Linked DNA regions of Homo sapiens: region 2 is linked to region 1. Evidence: read pairs that join two places in POLR2A ChIA-PET (ENCODE). Cell type or tissue: Caco-2. All regions are shown on one strand. Links, peaks and the distances in the headings refer to the core of each region. The heading gives the core; the rest is flanking DNA.

Region 1 (5,363 bases), core at 103-5,102:
TTTTTTGAGACGGAGTCTCGCTCTGTCGCCCAGGCTGGAGTGCAGTGGCACGATCTCAGCTCACTGCAAGCTCCACCTCCCGGGTTCACGCCATTCTCCTGCCTCAGCCTCCCGAGTAGCTGGGACTACAGGCGCCCGCCACCACACCCGGCTAATTTTTTGTATTTTTAGTAGAGATGGGGTTTCGCCGTGTTAGCCAGGATAGTCTTGATCTCCTGACCTCGTGATCAGCCTGCCTCGGCCTCCCAAAGTGCTGGGATTACAGGTGTGAGCCACTGCGCCCAGCCTAGCCTTTTATTTTTAATAGAGATGGGGTCTTGCTATGTTGCCACGCTGGAATTTTTTTTTTTGAGGTCTCTCTGTGTTGCCCAGGCTGGAGTGCAGCGGCACGATCTTGACCCACCAAAACTTCTGCCTCCCTGCTTCAAGCGATTCTCCCACCTCAGCCTCTGGAGTAGCTGGGATTACAGGTGCCCGCCACCACACCCGGCTAATTTTGTATTTTTAGTAGAGATGGGGTTTCATCATGTTGGTCGGGGTGGTCTTGAACTCCTGACCTCAAGTGATCCGCCCGCCTCGCCCTCCCAAAGTGCTGGGATGACAGGCGTGAGCCACCGTGCCCGGCTGCCCACACTGGAATTCTATGTTATAGGAACTTCATCTCACTGAAAGAAAAAGGGGACTCCTGGATGGGTCCTGAATTTAGACATTTATTTGTTCATGAAACAAACGCTGATGGGGCCGTTGCACACCCAGGTCTGCACTGGCCGCCCTGTGGGGCCCCGGAGGGGCGGGGGCAGGGAGAGGCCGCCTGAGAGGCAGTGGCCCGGGTGGAGGACCCAGGGCTGGGCCTGGCGATGCTCCGACTGCAGCTTCCGGAGAACAATCTCAGGTCCACAATGTGGAGACGTTGGCAGATGCTCCTGCTGAGGACCGACAGACATCATCCCCGCTTCATCCTGCTTTTTCCTCCCATGAGGAGGTCAAAGTCACACCGTGGGGCCAGGCCCGGTGGCTCATGCCTGTAATCTCAGTACTTTGGGAGGCCAAGGTGGGCAGACTGCCTGGACCCAGGAGTTCAAGACCAGCCTGGGCAACATGGTGAAATCCCATCTCTACTAAAATACAGAAAATTAGCTGGGCGTGGCTGGGCATGGTGGTTCACGCCTGTTATCCCAGCACTTTGGGAGGCTGAGGCGGGCGGATCATGAGGTCAGGAGATCGAGACCATCCTGGCTAACAGGGTGAAACCCCGTCTCTACTAAAAAATACAAAAAAAAAAATTAGCTGGGCGTGGTGGCAGGCGCCTGTGGTCCCAGCTACTCAGGAGGCTGAGGCAGGAGAATGGCCTGAACCCGAGAGGCGGAGTTTGCAGTGAGCTGAGATCACGCCACTGCACTCCAGCCTGGGCGAAAGAGTGAAACTCCGTCTCAAAAAATAAAAAGAAAAGAAAAGAAAAGAAAAGAAAATTAGGCCGGTGTGGTGGCACACACCTGTAGTCCCAGCTGCTCGGGAGGCTGAGGCAAGAGAATCGCTTGAACCCGGGAGGCGAGGGTTGCAGTGAGCCGAGATCGCGCCACTGCAAGACTCCGTCTCAGAAAAACAAAGTCGCACAGGAGAGTCACGTCCACCCCCTGGGCCACCGGACAGTCGCCACAGACCAGGCAGCTGAATCCCCGCTCTACAGACAACCCCATCAAGGCTGGGGCAGTGAGACGCTCTGAAGGCCACAGGCCCCCAGGATCCCACCCCGTCCGTCTCTCCCTCCCTGCTGTCCCTCTGTGAGCCACACCCTGCGGCTGTCAGCGGCAGTGATGGGGGCTGCAGGGGCTGGGGACAGAGGGGGATGAGTTTCCAGCCAGGCGGCCTGGGAGGGTAGCTTTAATCCCCACCTCGGTTTTGTCTTAGAAGCAGTTGCATGGCTGTGCTCCAGGCCGTCCAGGGTTCAGGCTGAGCCACCGTCTAGGTCTAGACGTCAGTGTCCATCAGGACCTGGCGTGCCCTGCAAGCAGACATGTGCTCCTTCGACCTCCGTCAACCCTGGAGATGAAGCAGGGAAGGGGCCCTGGCTGGAGGCTTGGACATCCATCCGGAGGGGCGGAGTGGCCTCGAGGCGGTGTGTGAGTCCCCGGGGAAGATGCAGGGGACGCTGGGTGGCCGGTGGCACGAGTGAGGCTCGGGGTCCCGCAGCCCCCCGTGGTGTGGGTGCCTGAGTTGGGGGGTCCTCGAGGAGGACAAGGGAGGGAACTGAAGGGGGCCAGGACACCCGGTAGCTTGGCTGCCGGGGGCTCTGTGATATGCTAAGTCCCTCCTGCTCACCACTAAACCCAAGAGGAAAAGGAATTCCTGGCAGAGTCCAATTTAAAGTCAACAAACAAACAATGTGGGAAGGAGAGAAGGAATCCCAGGAATGTGGGCGAGGTCCTCCTCCCGCCGGGGCCACCCTGGACCCGGCGAGAAATCGAAGGTCCCCCAAGGACCCACGTCCAGGAGCCAACAGCCTCTCTGTGCAAACCAGACAACCCTGCAGGAACTGTGCTTGAAGAAACCGTGGAAACTGCCCCCAACCCTCCCGTCTCTATTTCTTTCTCTGTTTTATTATCTCATTCTTGGCTGTGAGGTAAACAGGAGAAAATGAGAAGGTGGTTCTGGAGGACCCGACCGAATTTGCTTTCGTGACAGGGTCAAGCGCCCTTTCCTCGCCGGCCGCAGCCCTCACCAAAGGGGATTTGGGGGCCTCCGGACAGGGGTCCTGAAGGTTTTGAATTGTTCAATCTCTGGGGGTACAGGAACCCCTGCAGGAGGTTTCAAAGGCAAGAGTTTCGCAGAGAGAAAAAAACCATGAACTTTGCAGGTTGGTGGCGGAATCTGGTGATTTAAGAAAACGTGTTTAAGCCTCGGCCGGGCCGCGCCTGGGCTGTCTGCGGTGCTCTTCCGGAATTCTCTACAATATCTGGAAGTGACCAAGAAAATTCCAGAACCCGGAGGCTGCGCCGTGGAGATAAACATGGGCACCTGGGTATGTTTGTTTTTATTGTTAGGACCTATTTTATCACAAGCAAAAAAAAGGAAGCTGCCCAGAAATCCAGGGGTGATGGATAGAAGGCGATGGGGCCTGCAGTGGCCCAACGGATTCTAGAATTTTCCTCTAGGAAGATGCCCGGGAATTTTAACCCTGTTGGCTCGACCCAGAAGCTCGGGGTGGCAGGGAAAGGATCACTGTGGCCTTCCTTCCTTCCTTCCTTCCTTCCTGGAATTTCGCTCTGTTGCCCAGGCTGGAGCGCAGTGACGTAATCATAGTTTGCTGCGGCCCTGACCCCAATGGCACAAATGAGCCTCCTGCCTCAATCTCCTAAGTAGCTGGGACTACAGGCATATGCCACTACGCCCGGCTAAATTTTTTTTTTTTTTTTTTTTGAGACAGAGTTTCCCTCTTGTCGCCCAGGCTGGAGTGCAGTGTCGCAACTTCGGCTCACCACAACCTCCGCCTCCCAGGTGGAAGCGATTCTCCTGCCTCAGCCTCCCAAGTAGCTGGGATTACAGGCATGAGCCACCACGTCTGGCTAATTTTTGCATTTTTAGTAGAGACGGGGTTTCGCCATGTTAGCCAGGCTGGTCTCGAACTCCTGACCTTGTGATCCACCCACCTCGGCCTCCCAAAGTGCTGGGATTACAGGCGTGAGCCACTGCGCCCGGCCCATTGTTTATTTATTTATTTTTGTAGAGACAGGGTCTCGCTGTGTCACCCAGGCTGGAGTGCAGTGGCAAGATCACATCCCACTGCAGCCTCGACCTCCTGGGCTCAAGTGATCCTCCTGCCTCAGCCTCCTGAGTAGCTGGGACCACAGGCATACGCCAGCACGCCCAGCTAATTAAAAAAAAAAAAAAAAAACTTTAGCAGCCAGGCACGGTGGCTCACTCTTGTAATCCCAGCAATTTGGGAAGCTGAGGCGGACAGATCACTAGAGGTCAGGAGTTTGAGACTATCCCTGTCTCTACTAAAAATACAAAAATTAGCCAGGTGTGGTGGCGCACATGTAATCCCAGCTACTCCGGAGGCTGAGGCAGGACAATCACTTGAACCCGGGAAGCAGAGGTTGCAGTGAGGTGAGATCGTGCCCCTGGGCGACAGAGGGAGAATCCATCTCAAAAAAAAAAAAAAAAAATTTCCGGATGGGGTCTCGCCACGTTGCCCAGGCTGGTCTTGAACTCCTGAGCTCAAGTGATTCTCTCACCTCGACATCCCAGGTTGGTGGATTACAGGCGTGAGCCACAGTGCCTGGCCCTGGCTTTTCTTCTTGTTTGTCAGGCTCTGCTGTTGTGATAGGAAGGCTTGAGGACTTCAAAGGGGCGGCTGGTGTGCGGGGTTGGGGACGATGGCAGGGACAGGAGGGAGGTGCTGTTGGCATGTGTGGAATGTGGCATTGGCGCTGGATGGACGGGTCTGTGTGCGCTGACTGCGTGTCCGATGCCAGGGCCTGTGTTCCCCCTGCACGTCCCCAGGAAGGAACTGCTGGACCAGCAGAATGAGGGGCCAACGCCAGGGGCAGCACTGCCCGGCCACAGAGGACTGTGGCCCCACAGATGACACCCTCAGCTACCAGCTCCTGCATCTGGAAGATGACCAGGAGGAGGAAGGACGGTCTGCAAGTGTTCAAAGTGATGTTTCCAGGCCGGGCGCGCTTGTAATACCAGCATTTGGGAGGCTGAGGCAGGCGGATCACCTGAGGTCGGGAGTTCGAGACCAGCCTGACCAACGTGGAGAAACCCCGTCTCTACTAAAAATACAAAATTAGCCAGGCGTGGTGGCGCAGCTACTCGGGAGGCTGAGGCAGGAGAATCGCTTGAACCCGGGAGGCGGAGGTTGCGGTGAGCTGAGATTGTGCCATTGCACTCCAGCCTGGGCAACAAGAGTGAAACTCCGTCTGAAAAAAAAAAAACCTCTATAACATCCAAAATACTAACCACTTGTTACCTCTAGATTGTTTGGGGATGTTAGATTTCTCCTTTGTTGCCAGCTCTTTTATTTTTATTTATTTATTTATTATTATTATTATTATTATTATTATTATTATTATTTTGAGATGGAGTCTTGTTCTGTTGCCCAGGATGGAGTGCAGTGGTGTGATCTCGGCTCACTGCAACCTCCGCCTCCTGGGTTTGAGCAATTCTCCTGCCTCAGCCTCCCGAGTAGCTGGGACTACACGCGTGTGCCACCACGCCAGGCTAATTTTTGTATTTTTAGTAGAGACGGGGTTTTGCCATGTTGGCCAGGATGGTCAGGAACTCCCCAACTCTTATTTTTAAATGTTGGGCCACACAAGTCTGGGAAATGTTAGTTTTCAAACACATCAGGGAATAAA
Region 2 (5,363 bases), core at 206-5,205, 180 kb after region 1:
GGCGGTGGTGAGCACCCCGTGGCTGGAGGCATCCAAGGCTCCTAAATCGGGAGGGACTTCAGGGGTGTCTTGGGGGGAAACACATCCTGCCATGGAGGTTTGACGCGGGAGGCACGCCTGTGAGTCTAAGGGGTAGGTCCCTTGGTGGGGGGCAGGGCAGTCTCAGGGCCCCAACCCAGAACAGACAGTCCAGGTCATCTCCTTAGCATCCAGGGTGCAGTGAAGTGGGGGTCCCCACTACTGGGTAATGGGGGAGTGGAACCAGCCTCTGTGTTTAGGGAGTGGGGTCAGATTCGGGCTGGCCAGGTGGGTGCAGGTGCGGCAGGACAGAAGCCCCCCGCCCGGCCGCGAGATGGCTTAGAGTCTAATGATCTCATGGCGGCCAATGCGACATTTGAGTCCTGGCCCCTCCCCTCTTCCCACCAGGGCCTCAGTTTCCCCATCTGTAAAAACGGGCCACAAACAGTCCCTGCCCAAAACTCAGTGGCCAGCAGGTACCCCAGATGTGCTGAGTGCAGGGCCGCTGTTTACTGTGCACACTTATTGGGCACCAACGGTATACCAGGCTCTGTGCCCCCAAAGTCTCCTGGCCTAGAGAGGGCAGGTCTGGGCTGGTGTCCAGGTGGGGAAACTGAGGTCCAGACACAAGACAGACTCAGACGACCAAGGGTAGCCGGGGTGTCCCAGCGGCCATTCCCAGGCCCCACCCCAGCTTAGAGTGACCACGGGGCAGAGAGAGTGCGGCAAGGGCTTCCGTCTCGCCTCCAAGTCCTCGTCGGCCGGAGAGGGTCCTAGGAGCGTCTGCTGCCAGGTAGGAGCCGCCCCAACCCCCCTGGACACTCCTCTAGGGCAGGGAGCTAGCTCCGATCCCCACTGTTCAGACGGGGGAGGAGGCCTTGGGGCCCACAGAGGTCGGAAGGGGTGGGGCAGAGGGCTCTGTCCCTGCACTTGGGGCCGTCACAGGGGCCCGCTGTGTCCCAGCCTCCGCCCACCCCTCCCCTGGCTTCTATAAACACAGGCCCCAGACCCGCCACTGCCAGCCGCCCGGAAGGGAAGGAGGAGGAGGGTTGTGGGCCCCCTGGCCCACACTGCCCAGCGGCCTCCGAGTTAACCCCTCCCGTGCTGGGAACAGAGGATCCAGACCCGGGACCTGGGCGGGGGCCCCTCCTGTGTTATCCTCCAAGGCCAGGCTTGACCAGGGCCCACTGCCCCCTGTGAGGCTGGACAGATCCTCCCCATGACCCTTTATCATCCTGTTCGCACCTGCTCAGCCCTGACCACTCTGCTGTGGGGCTCCGAGCTCCTGGGTCCAAAGCCAACCCGTTTTGCTGTTACCCGTGCCTGGTACAGTGCCTGGTGTCCTGGGGGTACTTAGAAAGCACGGTGAGGGCTGGGCATGGTGGCTCACACCTGTAATCCCAGCACTTTGGGAGGCCGAGGCAGGTGGATCACTTGAGGTCAGGAGTTCAAGACCAGCCTGGCCAACATGGTGAAACCCCGTCTCTACTAAAAGTACAAAAATTGACCAGGCGTGGTGGCAGGCGCCTGTAATCCCAGCTACTTGGGAGGCTGAGGCAGGAGAATTGCTTGAATCCAGGAGGCAGAGGTTGCAGTGAGCCGAGATTGCAGCACTGCACTCTAGCCTGGGTGACAGAGGGAGCCCCCGTCTCAAACAAACAAAAAGCAGGCATGGTAGGCTGCTCATGAGTGTGGGTGAGATGGGGGCCCGTGGCACGTGGGGCCGTGAGGGTTGGTGTCCAGCTTTACCTCCCTCTCCAAGCTGGGAATTCCTACAGGACAGGAGACAGCGAGCTCCTATGCGTCCCTCAAAACCCAGCCTCAAAGCTCCCTCTTCCTTGGCTTCCTCCAGGAGCTTCCTGCTCTGTAATGGGGGCCCTTGGAGCTGAGAATCCGTCAGGTGAACCTGCCCATCACCCTAGACTTCACAATCTTCCTCTCCTTCACTCCAGACAGAGAGAAATAATTTTTTTTTTCCCCTGTGTCACAAAGTAAAAAACTCTAACTAAATTTCTCAGAATTCTCTGGGGGCTAGAAGTGAGGGAGGGGTCCTGACCACACCCTCTCCCCTCAGCAGCAGCAGCTGGACCACCTGACCTGCTGTTCCCTGACAACCTCCCCACCCTTCCTTATCTGGGCCCCACGACGGGCCCTGGTGATGCTCCCAGCTCCTTCTGTAAACATCCTCCTCCCGCCCACTGCAGAGCCAGGGCGTGGCCCTGGGAACCAACCCTCTGCTGCTGATCCTTTTTTTTTTTTTTTTTTGAGACAGAGTTTTGCTTTTGTTGCTGAGGCTGGAGTGCAATGGCGGGGTCTCGGCTCTCTGCAACCTCCACCTCCCAGGTTCAAGTGATTCCCCTGCCTCAGCCTCCTGAGTAGCTGGGATTACAGGCGCCCGCCACCACGCCCGGCTAATTTTTGTATTTTTAGTAGAGACAGGGTTTCTCCCTATTGGCCAGGCTGGTCTCGAACTCCTGACCTTGGGTGATCCGCCCGCCTCAGCCTCCCAAAGTGCTGGAATGACAGGCTTGAGCCACCGCGCCCGGCCTGATGCCGTTACTTTTACTTTGCAAACTCTGAGGCCTAAACTGGTGTCCCGAGTGGGGCCGGGCGGAGGCTCTGGGCAGGTTTCCGGGCCGATCCTGCAGCTGAAACCCGGCGCGGCTCCTCTCGCCCAGGCTGTAAAGTGGGTTTCAGGTGGGATCGGGTCTGAGGCCCGTCTTCCTCCAACCTGGGATCTCCTCCATTCACTGGGGGTTTTGCAACCTGGGAAGGGCCTGGAAGTGGCGGAGGGTGGTGGGAGGTGTTTCTGGAAGGTCAGACACCGGGGGTTCCGGGGGTAGCAGGCCTCGACCAGGCAGAGGGCCGGCTGCTCACTCAGGGCTGCACCCGCTCTCCAGCCAGTCACATCCCAGAACCTCGATGTCCACGTCCCCATCCCTAACAGGGCGATGGGCGTCCCCTCCCACCCCATGGTGAGTGGGCAGCAGCTATGGCCTGGGCCACCTGCCCTCACTGGTCTTCACTGAGCGCCTACTGTATGCCACTGAGTGCTGGGACCCCACGTAGGCAGAACATGGGGTGGGGGCCACAGACTGTACACAATTGATCTCCTAAGTGCAGAATTTCACGGACAGAACGATAGGTTTAAGTGGGTCTTGCCTACTGTCAGGCCAGGGAGGGGCTGGGCAGAGGTGGAGCTGACATCTGAAGCCAGAGGCTCCTGGTGCAGGGGCAGCCTGGGAGAGCCCTGGAGGGGGCAGGTAGGGCTGGAAGGGCGGGGAGGGGCCACGTCTGCAGCCGGCTCCAGGAGTTGAGGGGCAGGAACCTGAGTCAGCCCAGCCGCCTCTTCTTCCTGGGCCAGCCCACCTACCGCCCTTCCCCTGCCTAGGCTAATCCTCCCCCTTTCCCTCCCTGGCATAGCGTAGCCCACAACCCTCTCCTCCTGGGCTAGCCCAACCCCCCATGTCGGGGCTAGCCCATCCCCTTCCCCTCCCTAGGCCAGTCCACAGCCCTCCATTCTCCAGACTTGAAATTGGGTAAGCCAGGCTTTACCCCTTGCCTGCCTGAGGCTGCAGAGCCCCTGTCAGTGTGGAGGGAACAGGCCTCTGGGAACATAGGCAGAGTTGTTTTGGCAGCTGCCGTGGTGTGTGGCGTGGAGAAGGAATAACAAAGATCCGGGCGTCTCCCGCACGTCCCTCCTCTCAGTAACCCTCCTCCCGAGGGCTGCGCTGTCCCTAAGCCCAGGTTACTGGTGGATAAACCGAGGCAGAGCTGCCCCCTCTGCACCCTCTCGAGCAGAGGTTCCCAGCCTGGATGATCCTGCACCCACAGAGGGCCCTGGGCAATGTCTGGAGACATCTGTGGTTGTCACAGCCTGGGCGGGGGAGTGCTCCTGGCATGGAGAGGGCGGAGGCCAGGACACTCGGCTCCCTGCAGTGCCCAGGTGGCCCCCAACCTCCCTCTCGCCCCTTCCCCCAGGGACACCTGTGAACCGCATCCCCATCATGGCCAAACAGGTCCTTGACCTGTTCATGCTGTACGTGCTGGTGACGGAGAAGGGCGGCCTCGTGGAGGTCATCAACAAGAAGCTGTGGCGTGAGATCACCAAGGGCCTCAACCTGCCCACGTCCATCACCAGTGCAGCCTTCACCCTGCGGACCCAGTGAGTGGCGGACGGTTGTGCCGAGGTCGGGCCAGGGCACTCTGAGCAGCCAGTGCAAGGGGCCTGCAGAAGAGGGAGGGGGTGGTGGGCAGCTGCAGAGGAGGGGGCAGTGGGCAGCCGCAAAGGGCACAGGGCCACACCGTGCGTCCAGGGCCCGAGAGCGTCAAGTAGGGGTGCGAGGACCACACAGTCTCTGGGGTTGTGCAATCAGGGGCCATTGCGAGGAACAGCATTGAGATGGAGGGAATGGGCAAAGGCCCAGCAGCTCTGGGGGCTGCTGAGCAAGTCCAAGGGAAGAACCAGGGATGGTGGTGCCACAGTGGGGTTTACTTTGTACTGAAGGCCAAAGAGAGCCGTAGGGGTGACCCGGGTGCCATCCTCTTCCCTCGTCCCACCCACAGATACATGAAGTACCTGTACCCCTACGAGTGTGAGAAGCGGGGCCTCAGTAACCCCAATGAGCTCCAGGCAGCCATAGACAGCAACCGACGGGAGGGCCGGCGCCAGAGCTTTGGTGGCTCCCTCTTTGCCTACTCGCCAGGCGGGGCACACGGCATGCTCTCCTCACCCAAGCTACCCGTGTCCTCCCTGGGCCTGGCCGCAAGCACCAATGGCAGCTCCATCACCCCCGCCCCTAAGATCAAGAAAGGTAAGGGCCTGTATGGGGCCTGGGGCGTGTTCCCAACTGAGCTTCAGCCTGGCTGTCTGACCTTGGGGGATACCTCTTCCCCTCTCTGGGTAACCAGGATGAAAAACCCTATAGTTGGCATGGAAAAGGGCTTCCAATCTACCAGTCCTCTGCCTATGGCAGACATTACCAATCCATCACCATTTTCTAATTCCACACAGGTGGCAGGCAGACATTGCTAATCAATCTGTGTTTCCAGTCCTGTGGCCAAGGCAGACATTACTAATTGATCACTGTTTTTCCAGTCTACACTGAGGCAGGCATCATCAGTTGATCAGTTTTCCCTCCCACTGAGCCTCTGAATCCTCCATAACACAGAGGTACCAACAGCACACACAGCAGTGTCACCTCAGTTTGCCTGTCTGAGTTACCATTTCTCATCTGGGCAACATAGTGAGACCCCATCTCAAAAAAAAAAAAAAAAATTAGCTGGGCGTGGCAACGTGCACCTGTGGTCCCAGCTACCCAGGAAGCTGAGGTGGTCAGATGGGT

Evidence for each region. Peaks named below come from ENCODE experiments on the same cell type or tissue, not always from the same donor. Only the 100,000 strongest peaks of a DNase experiment are listed, where the experiment ranks them.
Region 2: POLR2A ChIA-PET joins it to region 1 with 8 read pairs; 4 of 35 experiments call an interaction of 5 or more read pairs at or near these places.

Annotation. Positions count from the first base shown.
Region 1 is chr19:780,312-785,674 of GRCh38, forward strand. It overlaps LINC01836 (long intergenic non-protein coding RNA 1836), which reads left to right and starts at 2,485. Exons shown (of 2, transcript XR_001753829.3): 1 at 2,485-3,019; 2 at 4,504-5,363. LOC101928450 (a long non-coding RNA gene) reads right to left here and starts at 2,297. Exons shown (of 2, transcript NR_187752.1): 1 at 1,893-2,297; 2 at 691-926. RefSeq lists an enhancer at 2,038-2,611. In Caco-2, for the core only: no CTCF peak of the experiment used is centred there; DNase peaks (open chromatin) are centred at 2,040, 2,420 and 3,290; H3K4me3 peaks cover 3,104 bases.
Region 2 is chr19:960,249-965,611 of GRCh38, forward strand. ARID3A (AT-rich interaction domain 3A) reads left to right here. Exons shown (of 9, transcript NM_005224.3): 5 at 4,000-4,183; 6 at 4,585-4,832. Among named protein-coding and RNA genes, the nearest start is that of WDR18, 21 kb to the right of the region's middle. RefSeq lists an enhancer at 2,561-3,079 and a silencer at 4,773-4,950. In Caco-2, for the core only: no CTCF peak of the experiment used is centred there; DNase peaks (open chromatin) are centred at 913 and 2,193; H3K4me3 peaks cover 239 bases.